Regions from separate parts of the Homo sapiens genome. Here regions 1 and 2 are each linked to region 3. The links are chromatin contacts, found by Hi-C or POLR2A ChIA-PET in ENCODE. All regions are on one chromosome and are shown on one strand. Each heading gives the region's core, a stretch centred on a gene start or an enhancer-like site at or near the end of the contact. The rest is flanking DNA. Distances are from core to core; before and after follow the strand shown.

What was found. A loop is a pair of places that touch in the nucleus more often than their neighbours do. ChIA-PET counts read pairs that join two places held with the same protein, here RNA polymerase II (POLR2A). Pooled maps may share reads with other maps.
Region 1: a loop to region 3 is called in a pooled map, with 3 times the contacts of the local background. The contact joins the enhancer-like site here to the promoter of SLC39A13 in region 3. A Hi-C loop is called at or near these places in 5 of 50 pooled maps. POLR2A ChIA-PET finds 5 or more read pairs at or near these places in 2 of 52 experiments (CD8-positive, alpha-beta T cell and activated CD4-positive, alpha-beta T cell).
Region 2: a pooled map shows a loop between it and region 3 (22-fold over the local background). The contact joins the enhancer-like site here to the promoter of SLC39A13 in region 3. A Hi-C loop is called at or near these places in 2 of 37 single-sample maps with no recorded cell type and 6 of 50 pooled maps.

The regions. Positions count from the first base shown.
Region 1 is chr11:48,005,511-48,009,773 of GRCh38, forward strand. The region is part of intron 1 of PTPRJ (protein tyrosine phosphatase receptor type J); the gene reads left to right. Among named protein-coding and RNA genes, the nearest start is that of PTPRJ, 27 kb to the left of the region's middle. RefSeq lists an enhancer at 1,186-1,330 and a cis regulatory region at 1,249-1,266. Within about 2 kb of position 1,286, at least 15 of the 41 ENCODE cell types and tissues checked have a DNase peak (open chromatin) inside an H3K27ac peak, as active enhancers do; they include CD8-positive, alpha-beta T cell, where a contact is called at or near this core.
Region 2 is chr11:48,104,222-48,108,829 of GRCh38, forward strand. The region is part of intron 1 of PTPRJ (protein tyrosine phosphatase receptor type J); the gene reads left to right. Among named protein-coding and RNA genes, the nearest start is that of MIR3161, 9.7 kb to the left of the region's middle. Within about 2 kb of position 3,155, at least 10 of the 41 ENCODE cell types and tissues checked have a DNase peak (open chromatin) inside an H3K27ac peak, as active enhancers do.
Region 3 is chr11:47,405,584-47,409,889 of GRCh38, forward strand. SLC39A13 (solute carrier family 39 member 13) reads left to right here and starts at 3,007. Exons shown (of 10, transcript NM_001128225.3): 1 at 3,007-3,079. It overlaps SLC39A13-AS1 (SLC39A13 antisense RNA 1), which reads right to left and starts at 3,699. Exons shown (of 4, transcript NR_182308.1): 1 at 3,369-3,699. RefSeq lists enhancers at 2,289-3,111, 3,400-4,266, 4,267-4,306 and a silencer at 2,520-3,309.

The DNA of each region.
Region 1 (4,263 bases), core at 36-2,535, 600 kb after region 3:
GGAGCAGGTATCACTGCTTTGTTCTTTTTTTATGGCTGAATGATATTTCATCACAGAGAGATACCATGTTTTGTTTATCCTTTTATGAGCTGATGGTCGTTTGGGTCATTTCTACTTTTTGGCTATTGTGAGTGACACTGCTATGAACGTTTGTCTACCAGTGTTTGTGTGGCCACGGGTTTTCAATGTGGGAGGATTTTGAACTGGGGAGTGGTGTTTGGAGCCTTTGGGTGGGGTGGGCTGTGAGGAGCCTGTGTGTGTGTCTGCCCTTACTGGGCTGGGTTTAGGGCAAGCTTCATGTGCTTCCTTTCTTTTAAGGGACTCTCTGAGACAGGGTTATTATCCCCTTTTTGCAGATGAGGGCACTCAGGCTCAGTGAGGTTAAATAAGCTGCATGGCTAGACAATGGCAGATAGCAGCCCTGTCCGGCTCTTAGCCAGCTTGCAGCCACCTGCCCCTGCTGGGCCAGGCGATTGCAGTGGTCTTGGCTGGGAGGGGCCCAGAGGCTGTGTGGTGCTGGAGAGAGGCAGCAGGCTGGACCTGGTTGGGCAAGGCTGAGTGGTTGTGGGATAAGAGGAGATGTTTCAGAGCAGCACCCACAGAACCGCTGTGATGGGAGAAACAAGACTTCGAGTTAGGAGAGTGGGTTGGACTCTTGGTGCAGCCTATGTGACCTTGGGCTGATCTTGTCTCTTTTGAGCATCACTTTCCTCATCTGGAACCTGGGGCTCTTGTGGCTTCCTGCCTCTCTCAAGGGTGATTCGGGAGGAAGAGTGGGAGAGAGAGAGAGAGAGGGAGAGGATGGAGGCGAGAGAGGTGGAGTGGGAAAGGAGGGCAGAATCTGCTAGAACCTGCAGAGCTCATAATCTAGGGGCGGGGAGGGACATGCAGCAGGTGCAGGCAGGTGTGGGAGGAAGTAGCCTGGTCATCTGGATGGACATCCCTGCCCATTCAGAGAAGCTCTGAACCCTGCAAAAGCTCCCACGTGGAGGCCAGTGAGCTGGTTATAATCCAGAGACTGTCAGTTTTTCCTAGTACATATTTGGACCTGAGCCTTTGTTTCTGCAAAGAGTCTGGTACTGACTCACACAGTGTCAGCAGCCCCCTTCCATCCCCTGGCACACCCCTCCCTCATTCCTACTGAGCATTACCTTAAAACCAGTGAGGTCTTTCTGGGTCTTAAAGGTCACCCAGTGTCCTTGCCTATCTGGGCCTGTCTCTGTTCAAGTGGCAAGGCGGACCATCCCCTTTATCACTGACTTGCAGCTTGCCTGGGTTTTGTAAAAAGCTTGTCATTGCCAGTTAGAAAATAAAGACAGAAACCTCCCCTTTGGCATTGGTATCGTGATGACTTGCTCTTGTTCTGACTCTATTTTGCTGGCTTGTTATGAGTCAGTCATTTTTTTTTAATGAAATGAATACCTTTGTCTTAATATGAAGCTAGGCATATATGATAAAGGTTAGATGATTTTTCAAATATGAAATCAGAATTCTACCCATACTCCCAAATTAGAGAGCAGTCTGATGTGTTCCCCTTTACTGTGACCAGTGGCTTCATAGGGGACCTAGTTATGAGTCCTGTTTCTTTTTTTTTTCTTTTTTTATTTTGAGACTGAGTCTCGCTTTGTCTCCCAGGCTGGAGTGCAGTGGCGCAATCTCTGCTCACTGCAAGCTCCGCCTCCCGGGTTCACGCCATTCTCCTGCCTCAGCCTCCCGAGTAGCTGGGACTACAGGTGCCTGCCACCACGCCCGGCTAATTTTTTGTATTTTTTTTTTTTTTAGTAGAGATGGGTTTTCACCATGTTAGCCAGGTTGGTCTCGATCTCCTGACGTCGTGATCCGCCCACCTCGGCCTCCCAAAGTGCTGGGATTACAGGCATGAGCCACCACACGGGGCCAGGCCTTTTTCTTTTCTTTTTTTTTTCCTCACTGTGTCACCCAGACTGTAGTGCAGTGGCACAATCTTGGTGCAACCTCCGTCTCCCAGGTTCAAGCGATTCTTGTGCCTCAGCCTCCTGAGTAGCTGGGATTACAAGCATGTGCCACCACACCTGGCTAATTTTTCTATTTTTAGCAGAGATGGGGTTTTGCCATGCTGGCCAGGGTGATCTTGAACTCCAGACCTCAAGTGATCTGCCCGCCTCCCAGAATGCTGGGATTACAGGTGTGAGCCACTGCACCCGGCTGAGGCCTTTTTCTTCTGTGCGTTCCTGCTGTCTTCCCTCCAGGCAGCAGCAAGCTGGTAGGAGCTGTACTTGTGAGTTGACATCATGATGTACAGTCACTGGTCACTTATAAAACTGGGCAGGCCCAGAGCAGGAAGGGTCATTGAGGGTCATCTAATGCAAACCGTTTACTTTAGAGATGTTGAAACCAAGGCGCAGAGAGGGGAAGTGACTTGCCCAAGACCACACAGCTAATATCACTGTGAGCCCAGGTTCCTGGCTCCAGTTCCTGGTTCTTTCTGCCCCCTTCTTCCCGACACTAAAGATACAGTGGTGAGCACACAGGGTATTCAGTAACGTATCTATTTTTGACCTGTTTTTAATGGAGGCTGAATTGGGCTTTTAGGGTTGAGTTCTGACACGTGCCAGGTGATCTGCTGGAGGGAAATCTGTTACTTCTGGGGAAGAGTTGAAGGTGTCTTCTGAACTCTGGAATCTGTTTTGAGGGGAGGCTGAGCCCATGCGTGGACCCTTAGGCTGAGCCCATGCCTGCTTCAGATGTTCCACACCTTTCACCACAATTTATTTATTTATTTATTTTTTGAGACGGAGTCTCGCTCTGTGGCCCAGGCTGGAGTGCAGTGGCGTGATCTTGGCTCACTGCAACCTCCGCCTCCTGGGTTTAAGCAATTCTCTGCCTCATCCTCCCGAGTAGCAGGGATTACAGGCATGTGCCACCACGCCCAGCTAATTTTTGTATTTTTAGTAGAGACGGGGTTTCACCATCTTGGCCAGGCTGGTCTTGAACTTCTGACCTCGTGATCCAACTGCCTCGGCCTCCCAAAGTGCTGGGATTACAGGCGTGAGCCACCATGCCTGGCCTATTTATTTATTTTTTATTTTTTTGAGTTGAAGTTTTGCTCTTGTTGCCCAGGCTGGAGTGCAATGGTGTGGTCTTGGCTCACTGCAACCTCCGCCTCCCAGGTTCAAGCGATTCTCCTGCCTCAGTCTCCCAAGTAGCTGAGATTACAGGCATGCGCCACCACGCCCGGCTAATTTTTGTATTTTTCATAGAGGTGGGGTTTCACCATGTTGGCCAGGCTGATCTAGAACTCCTGATCTCAGGTGATCCACCCACCTCAGCTTCCCAAAGTGCTAGGATTACAGTCGTGAGCCACCATGCCTGGCCACACCCCGGTTTATTGCATTTGCTTCTAATAGAGAAATCAACCCAGTAAACAAATGAATTATTGTTAGCAAAACTGGGGGGTGGGTTGGGAAAGGAAAGTAGTTCCTTCTATAATAAAACTTGCTGATATTTCGTTGAAAGTCATTGTCTTACTCATCCTTGTATAAGATAAGTCACACAATGAGTGGTATCAGGGTTGCAGGGTTTCCCCCTGTGAGGACACAATGGGATGAACCGTGTGTGGGATGGTCTGTTAAAGAAAAACAAGAAGCCATGTGTTGGAAACAACCTAAGTATTGAGCGGTGGAGGATTGCTGAAATTGTGGACTACTATGCAGTCATTACCAACGCACTGAAAAAATGTTCCATGATATGGCAGGATGTTTATGCTATAAGAAATTTAAAGACGCGAGCTTCAAAGTAAAGTATAAACCTAATTTGGTCAAACAGGCTGGGCGCAGTGGCTCACGACTGTAATCCTAGCACTTTGGGAGGCCGAGGCAGGTGGGTCGTTGGAGGTCAGGAGTTCGAGACCATCCTGGCCAGTATGGCGAGACCCCATCTCTACTAAAAATACAAAAACTAGCTGGGTATGGTGGCTCATGCCTGTAATCCCAGCTACTCAGGGGTCTGAGGCAGAAGGATCACTTGAACCTGGGAGGCGGAGGGTGTAGCGAGCCGAGATTGTGCCACTGCACTCCAGCCTGGGCAATAGAGCGAGACTCTGTCTCAAAAAAAAAATATTGGTTAAAGAAACAAACGTTAGACTTGAAGCCGTGCTTTATATGGATATGTGGTGCACTATAATGTGGTGCTTAAAAAGCAACTTAGGCAGACCTGGGCCAAGTCTGGGCTCTGCCACGTAACTGCTATGTGCCCCTGGGCAAGTCACTGGATCTTTCCCAGTTC
Region 2 (4,608 bases), core at 1,905-4,404, 700 kb after region 3:
AGCTTTTGGGTGTTCCTTGTCTGGCTTCTGGGTTCAGTGGGAGGGCCCACCCAGCCTGTCATTTTAATGATTTACCTTAGAGGAGCCAGTTTTATAGGGAGTTGTTGGATAATCTTCACAAGGCAGATAAATGGGAGAGCAGGAAGAATGATGGCCTTTCAGAGTTGAAATCTGTGCTGCTCCAAATCCCATAAACTGCTATTTGATTTTAAACATTGCTTGAAGCGGTTCACATTTTGGTTAATTACGTCAGTGGGTAAAAATAACTATTGTCATATGGTGTGTGGGCTTGGCTTTAGAAGGATAAAGAGTCTATTGTTACCCATTGTGCTATTCAGTCACTTATTACCCATCCTTAAAAGCCCAACGTGGATAACAGAAAACCTGGAGAGCTTTGTCACTTGCTGAAATCCAAGCTGCCCTGTGAATTTATCCCCAAACACTGCTCCTTTTGAGAAACTTGTACAAGCTGCCTTAATTTAGTCAATTCAAATGGGTTGATGGGGGCTGTTCCCAAGGCCCAGGACAGGCAGGGGTTTGTGACCTGCAGCCCTGGAACTGCCTTTGGGTTTCATGGTCTCAGTTGAGACCTGCCCAGGGTTGAACCAGCTTAGTGCTCCCTGGGGGTGGTTAAGTTCAAGGACTTCAGGGTCCGATTGACCTTGGGCTGAATCTTGACCTGGGGCTGTAAGATGCTCGGTCAGGACCTTAACTTTTCCAAGGCTCGGTGTCTACATCTGGAAAATGGGGATAAACACAGTTCCTCCCTGCTGGGATTATTGTAAGGCTTGAATGAGATGATAAATACAACATCTGACTTGCGACTGGACGGTAGCAAAGGGTTTAGTTAATATTATAATAAGTAGAATGGAACAGCATTAGATTCTCACACAGGGTCACTATGTTGTTTTCTCCCATTCTACCCCTGCATATTACCCTGAAGCACCCCCAAGCCTCTCCCTCCCCATCCCTCAAGCCCCTCCCTCCCCATCCCCCAAGCTCACCAGGTCCTGGCGCACCCAGATCTTTCACTGCTTTTCTTGCCTGTGAGCTCTTGGGGAGTCAGGACCACCTTAAGCACCCTCTGCATCTTTGGCACCTAACCTGGGGCCTGGGGCCCTGCAGGGCCACAATTAGCAGCATGGACAACAGCATGGACGGAGAGGGTCTCAGAGCCTGGAGAGCTCCTAGGGGCTGGAGCAGTCACAGGAAGTCACCAAGTGAATTGAAGGGTGGTGGCTTTGGAGGTTCAGTGAGGCAAGAAGAAGGCTGTTAGGCTGGGAATTAAGGAACCTTGTGTTGTTCGAGTCTCAGGACAACTCAGATATGGGGTCTGTATTGCAAATGCCCCTGCGTCATTTTACAACTGATGAAAACAATGGCTCCACGAGACCCTCAAGTGCCAGAGCTCATGAGTGACAGTGGAAGTTGAACTAACCTTTTAACCACCCTAGTCCACACCTGTCAGGCTGACGGGCTTTCAGTGGTGATGTGTTGGGAGCTCTGTGCCGCAGATCTCTGTGTGCTCCTGAGACTCTGCCCGCCTGTCTCTACCCTGCTGTGCCCACTAGGAGGAGGCTGACCTTTATGTTCTACACCAGTGGGTGCCCTTGGTCTCCAGCTTCCAGTGGGCCAGTCTGGCGAGAGACCCTAGCTGGAGATGAGGGGAGGTAGCCTTGGCCTCTCTCCTTGCCCTTCCTCGCTGCTGCTACCCCAGGATTCTTGCCCATCCCTTACTGGTTTTCCTTAACCCCACCCTCACCCTTGAAAACAGACTCTTTAAAACTCTCCTCACTCACCCTCATTGAGTGTGTCATCTGCTCCAGCTAGGATATTGGCTAATACCGCATGTTTCAGAAAGAAAAATTCGCAGTTCTATTTATTTTTTTACTGTGGATTGAAGGGAGAGGCAACCAGGTATATGGATGAAGGAGTAGGGCCTGGCTGTCACCACTGGTGTTCACAAAAGGCTCCCGTTTAAGTCCTCTTATATTCCAAATGAGGGGTTATAGGTCGAGTCAGGGCGTTGCTCTAACAGAAGCAAAACCAAAAATACACGGCCGTAGATACAACCCTGTTCTGGTACTTCCTAATTTTGTGTGTACATGTGTGCACCTGGAGCTTCAAGAAATGAAAATGGAAATGGCCTGAGTGTTTCTCAGCCCTAGGATGAGGCTGTTTCTGTGATTTAGGGCTGGAGGTTATGAAGACTTGGTTTACAATATGCACAGTACAGAAGCGGGGAAGTCAAGGTGTGCTGGGCAAGGAAACATCTTTATGTGACCCACAAAGAGTGAAGCAGAGGGAAGAACCAGAAGTTATTCTGGTTTGCAGACTGGGAGACAGGTTTAATGACACAGTCATGTCAGAGAGAGGGGAAGAGGAGAATACGTAGGGGGTCTGTTTTGATGTGTATGTACATGTAGGATTTTCATGTAGAGGAGTTGGGGAAAATTTTAGAAGTTTTAGGTGTAAATGCAGCTGGTAAGATCCTTATGACTTAGTTTCTTTTTTTTCTTCTTTTCTTTTCTTTCTTTCTTTCTTTTTTTTTTTTTTTTTTTTTTTAAGACAGAGTCTCACTCTGTTGCCCAGGCTGGAGTGCAGTGGCGCGATCTCAGCTCACTGCAACCTCCGTCTCCCCAGTTCAAGCAATTCTCCTGCCTCAGCCTCCCAGAGTGCTGGGATTACAGGTGCATGCAACCACACCTGGCTAATTTTTGTATTTTTAGTAGAGTTGGGGTTTCACCATGTTGGCCAGGCTGGTCTGGAACTCCTGACCTCAGGTGATCCACCTGCCTTGGCCTCACAAAGTGCTGGGATTACAAGTGTGAGCCACTGCTCCCGGCCTTAGTTTTTGAGTGGGAAGAATCTAGTGTTCAGAGTGGACCACTGATGTCATAGCTGCAGGTTTGGCTGAATTGGGATGGTGCAGAAAGCCGTGTTAACCATTTCTTTTTCTCTGAGGCCTGGAGGAGGATCCTTGTGACTGGAACCACAGTTGGGACTGGCAGTGGTTTTTCCTGCTGGCAAGGAAAAAAAAAAAGAGAAAAGAAAGAGTTCGACTTATCAGCACAAAGAAAGGAGGATGTGAAACTAGAACCATCTCTAGGGCAGTTCTAGCAATGAACAAGGCTGGAAGGCTCACCGGCGAGGGGTTTCCCCTCAGGAAAGGGGACAGAGAAGCTTCCACCTCCTGGGTAGCATTGGGTGTTCCTGGGCACATCTGGGTGACTAACGGGTTTTCTGCCACACAACTGGGGTATATAGGGAAGTCTTTGGCCAGAACTGTGGGCCGTACTGCATTCTTCCCGTGTCTGTCACTGCTGAGTCGTGAGCTTGATCTCTTTTCTTAGTGTTTGCTCCTTTTGTCCAGCTATGGGGGCCAGCAGAAGCTTTGGGTCATCTGTACCAGTGACTTTGCTGTGAAGATGTAAGGGAGAGTGGTTGAGGTCAAGATCTGGGTTCTGGTTCTTGTGCCTCCTCTCTGGCTGTGTGTCCTTCAACAAGCTGCTTACTGTCTCTGGGCCTCCGTGCCCTCTGCAACTGGGTTGTTGGTCTATTTAAATACTTGGAGAAAAAAGCTGGGCATGGTGGCTCATGCCTGTAATCCCAGCACTTTGGGAAGCCAAGGTGGGAGGATTGCTTGAGCCCAGGAGCTTCTGACCAATCTGGGCAACAAAGTGAGATGCTGTCCCCATACAGAAATAAAAAAATTAGCTGGGCATGGTGGTGCATGCCTGTAGTCCCAGCTACTTGGGAGGCTTAGGTGAGAGGATCGCTTGAGCATGTGGGATCAAGGATGCAGTGAGCTGTGATTGCACCACTGCACTCCAGCCTGTGACAGAGTGAGACCTTGTCTCTTAAGAAAAAAGTTATTCAAAAAATACTTTGGAAAACAATGCTGGGGAGAGTATGAGCTTCAGATTGCACATTGGTTTCTATCAGGAGGATCTGAGCCTCGGTGGTGTTACCTGTAAAATGGGGATAAAAATACCTCACAGGGTTGCAGTGAAGATGTAAGGATGATGATGATGACAACAGCAGCTCAAATAGATCATTTAACTTAATTCTCGCCAAAGCAAGGCAGGTACAAAGATCATCCTGTTGGCAGATACAGACAGGGAGGGACAGAGAGGTTAATTAAGCAAGCTACCTGCCCGCAGTTACATGGCCAGAAGCAGTGGCACTGAACGACTTCCTTCAGGCGGTCTGAGTCCAGGTCTCAGCTCTTAGCCATCACTCCATGGTTCTGTGCTGAGACAAGGGATGTAGAAAGCCCAGCACAGTGTCTGTTACATAGTAGGTGCTTAGTAAGTTAGAGTTCCTTTTTATCCTCAGAATGCGTTTGCAAGTATAGCCTCCCACAGTGCTTTTACTTTAATCTTTCCCCTTACTGGGCAAAAAAATGTTTGCTGCCCTGTGCGACTTGCCTAGCTATTGACTTCTCTTTTTTCTGCCTCTCTCCTATGATCCATCCTAGACTGTGGATTGAGGCTCAGCCTAGATTAAAGGGCAGGGGCTGGAGGAGGAAGATGAGCTGAAAAAGGGTAGGCCTGAGGCGCGAAGGAGTTGATGGTAGGGTGGAAGGTGGGAATGGGAAGTTTGAGA
Region 3 (4,306 bases), core at 1,757-4,256:
CCACCAAGACACCAAGAGGTAAGCCAGAGAGAGAGAGAGAGAGAGAAAGACAGAGGCTAGGTGCAGTGGCTCACGCCTATAATCCCAGCACTTTGGGAGGCTGAGGCGGGTGGATCATTTGAGGTAAGGAGTTCAAGACCAGCCTGGCCAACATGGTGAAACCCTGTCTCTACTACAAAAATTGGCCGGGAAGTAGTGGCCCATGCCTATAATTCCAGCTACTTGGGAGGCTGAGGCTGGAGAATTACTTGAGCCTGGGAGGCGGAGGTTGCAGTGAACCGAGATCATGCCACTATACTCCAGTCTGGGTGACAGAGTGAGACCCTGTCTCAAAAAAAAAAAAAAAAAAAAGAGAAAGAGAAAGAGATTTTATATAGTGAGATTTTCATATATCTGAGATGAGATTTGATATATGTATACAATTTTACACATTGCATACATGTGATCATATACACCTTTTATTTATTTATTTTGAGATGGAGTTTCGCTCTTGTTGCCCAGGCTGGAGTGCAATGGCGCGATCTCGGCTCACTGCAACCTCTACCTCCCAGGTTCAAGCGATTCTCCTGCCTCAGCCTCCCGAGTAGCTGGGATTACAGGCATGCGCCACCACACCTGGCTGATCTTGTATTTTTAGTAGAGGGGGTTTCTCCATGTTGGTCAGGCTGGTCTTGAACTCCCGACCGCAGGTGATCTGCCCACCTTGGCCTCCCAAAGTGCTGGGATTACAGGCATAAGCCACCATGCCCAGCCATATATGGCCATACACATCTTTTAATGTGTTGTTTTCCTTTAACATTTTTTCCTTCCCTATTCACATTAGTTCCTCCCACCATAGAATCCATAATATCACTTTAATGTGTTATCTATGTTTTTTATGTATTCATTATACATAGACTTATATATACTGATACCTTTAATCACATACACATATACAAGGTTTCTTTTTGTCATTATTTTAAAATAGTCTCTTAAAAAATAAAAATAGTGGATCATATTAAATAAATATTTCTGCATCTCACTTTTCTCACACACCTGGAAACCCCTGCAATTTTATTAATTTGTAATTTTTTTTATTTTTTTATTTTTGAGACAGGGTCTCGCTCTGTTACCCAGACTGGAGTGCAGTGGCACGATCAGGGCTCACTGCAGCCTTGACCTCCCGGGTTCAAGCAATCCTTCCACCTCAGCCTCCTGAGTAGCTGGGGCTACAGGTGCGCACCATTACACCTGACTAATTTTAAATTTTTTTGTAGAGACCAGTTCTCAGTTTGTTACCCAGGCTGGTCTGGAACTCCTGGGCTCAAAAGATCTTCCTTCCTAGGCCTCCCAAAGTGCTGGGATTACAGATGTGAGCCACCGGGCCTTAGGTATCCGATGGGAATTCCAGGCCAGGTGGGAGGAAAGGGTAGTGCATTGGCACCAAGTAACGTTTCTGGCTGGGTCTTGCCCATCCCCTTGTTGGGTGGCCAGGAGCGCTCAGCCTCCAGAGGCAGGAATGCTGACTGTGTTATTGTGAAATCATTTGCATATTGTGAAGTGCTTTGCATAAGATGGAGCGCTTTTGCATACAGGGAGGGGGGCATTTTAGAAGTCCTAGGGCAGGATCCCTGAGTAGCTTTTCTTTGCCAAGAAACTAACCCAGGGATTCCATTTTGGAACTCAGGGAGGGAACAGAACGTCCTGGCAGTTGTATGGGCCCGGTGGGGTGAGATGGACAGAAAGCTTCAGAAGACAAGCTGGGCCACCAGGGAGAAGTTGGCGGTCTAAGGAAGGCCAACAGTGCAACATGAAGTGGGACAGGCACCAGAGGCAGCCCTGAGAGCTGAGTGTGCTCTCAAGAGCCCCAGCAGAGGGGAAAGTGACAGAGTAAATGGTTGGAGCTGCCATGGGAGGCTGATGAGGGTCAGAGACTTAAGAGACCTGTACTCAGTCGCTATCTCTGCCCAAGTGAGTACCCACATGCCCCTTCCTGAATCTTCTCCTGTACTGGCTGATTTCCAGAGAAGAATACAAACTCGAAACGCCAAGCCAGACTCCCACTGCTGTTCAGGACCTAGACGTGAGAAGTGGTATCACATACTCTGGCTTCAGGACACCCAGGTTTGAATCCTGGCTCTGCCATCTGTGCCACTGTGTGACCCTGGGCTAACAGTACCCACCACAATGGGATAATATGAGGATTCAGTGAGATAGTGCGAGTAAAGTGAATAGCACATAGTAGGTGGTCAGTAAATTGCGGTTATAAGAACTGCTATCCAGTGTTTGCTGCCTTAGTCTAACCAAAGAGGTCAGGTCTAGCTTCCTCCAGGTGAGGGAAGCACAGAGCCCTCGCCTCCCAGGTTTGGAGTTCCCATCAGCAGGGTCCAGCCACCATGCATTGGACCCCAAAGGGTTACAAGCCCTGGAGACAGTGGCCTGAGGTTCCCAGTGAAAAACCAAAGCATAAAAATAATTCGATGAGTAAGAATAAAATTCCCTCTTCTGAGGTTCCCGGGGCCAGGCCCCTCCCTGCGGCAGGCACTTCCCCTTTCCCTTGCTCATGGAGGAGCCAGGCCGGGCTGACTCAGAGCAGGAGCGCACAGTAGTCCTCCCAGCCCGACCTGGGCGGCGTGGTCTGGCGGCCGGGCGCGCCCCCGTGCGGCCACGGGCAGACTGCGGCCCTGGACGGGAAGCGGCGGCCAGATCCGCAAGCCCCGCAGCCTGGTCGATCGCGGTCCCCGCAGAGCCGCCGCTTCCGTCCCTGCCCAGCCTGGCTGAGCGCGGTGCGTGTGGCTCTCTCACTTCCGACCGACCCTCCCCTCCGGCCCGCAGCCCTGCCCAAACGGAAGTGCGCCCTCTACCCGGGTCCCCCACCGCCGCGAGGCGGAAGCGCCCTCCCGCCGCCACTCCCCCCGACCCCGCGGCACGCGGCGCCTCGGGTTCCGGACAGGCCCCTTGTGACGTGGCCGCGCGCCGGGGGCGGCCCCGGGCCGGGGGCCGGGCGGCCGGGCGGCCGGGCGGGGCAGAGCCTGGGCGGGGCGCGGCACCGCAGCTGGATGGCTGGGGCCGCCCGGATCGCCGCCGCCGCCGCCGCACGGTGAGTGCCAGCAGGACCCTCGGGGCCCGCGCCCCGGGCGTGATGGACCCGGCCGATCCCTCGCCCCGTCCGACTGGTCCTCATCAGACCTGGGCCGGCTCCCAGGACCCGGGAGTCAGGCTCGCCCGCTTCGGCCTCCTCTCCCCCATCGCTCCGCGCCCCACGCCCCATCCCTCCCTCGCTGTCCTCTCCGCGTCCCACCCGCCTCTCTCTAGCTCTCTCACTCTCTACTTTCCTCTCCCCTTGGACTCTCCGTGTATTCCCTCCCGCTAGCCTGTGGTCCCCTCACCTCTGCGTGACCGCCTCGTCCTGGCCCAGTCTTGCCTGTGGTCCCCAGTGGAGCCCCGCTGGCTTCATCAGTGCCCCTGATTAGTTAAGGCCTGGAGGTCCTAGACATGGGCATCTCTGCCACCACCCAGAGGCAGCTGCTTTCTTCCCCTCCCATCTCCATCAGAAGGTGAGGAAACTGAGGCAGGGACATCACCAGCTCAAGGTCACAGCCAGCCTGAGGCAGAGCAGACCACATTTAAACCTCATGCCCGAGTTTCCAGATGGAACTTCTCGCTTGGTTGACTCACGTCCACATCCTGTGATCGGCCGGCTGGGCACATTCCTGCTGCAGGGAGCCCCAGGCCTTCCCTGGCACAGGCAGGGCCTCTGCGCCTCCTCATGCCGGGTACATCCACCTGCACTTTCAGGCTTATCTCGTCCTCACAGCTGAGGCAGGTGATATTGATCCCTGTCCTGCAGATGAGGGCACTGAGGCTCAGAGGGGGGGCTTCAGAGATTTGCCCAGAGTTAGACAGCTCAAAGTGCAGCATAGAATTCACCGTGGGGGCTCTAAAGCCTGCGCTATACAAGAGAGAGGCATCCCCTGGCTAAAGGCTCCTTCCTCATCAGCCCCATCTCCTGTTGCCCTCAGTGCCCTGGGGACATTGGTCTCATGTCCTAGGAAGAAGCGTGGATGGTCTTGCCCTGGCTCATCTGCTCAGTTTCCCCACGTATGTCTCTCTGAATCCACCCCATCCCCTTAGAAGGGGTGCCTCAGTCTCTGGGGTGTCGCGGGCGGCAGGGCCTCCCCTGGCAGCCAGAGACACCCAGCTGGGCCGGGCCGTGCCGCCGGTGGCTGAGGAGAGCCAGCCAGCGCCTCACCCTGTCATTAGGGAAAGTTTAGCCTCAGGCGGAGGTGCTGACACAGTCTGGAGCTGCTCAGAAGGAAAAAATACG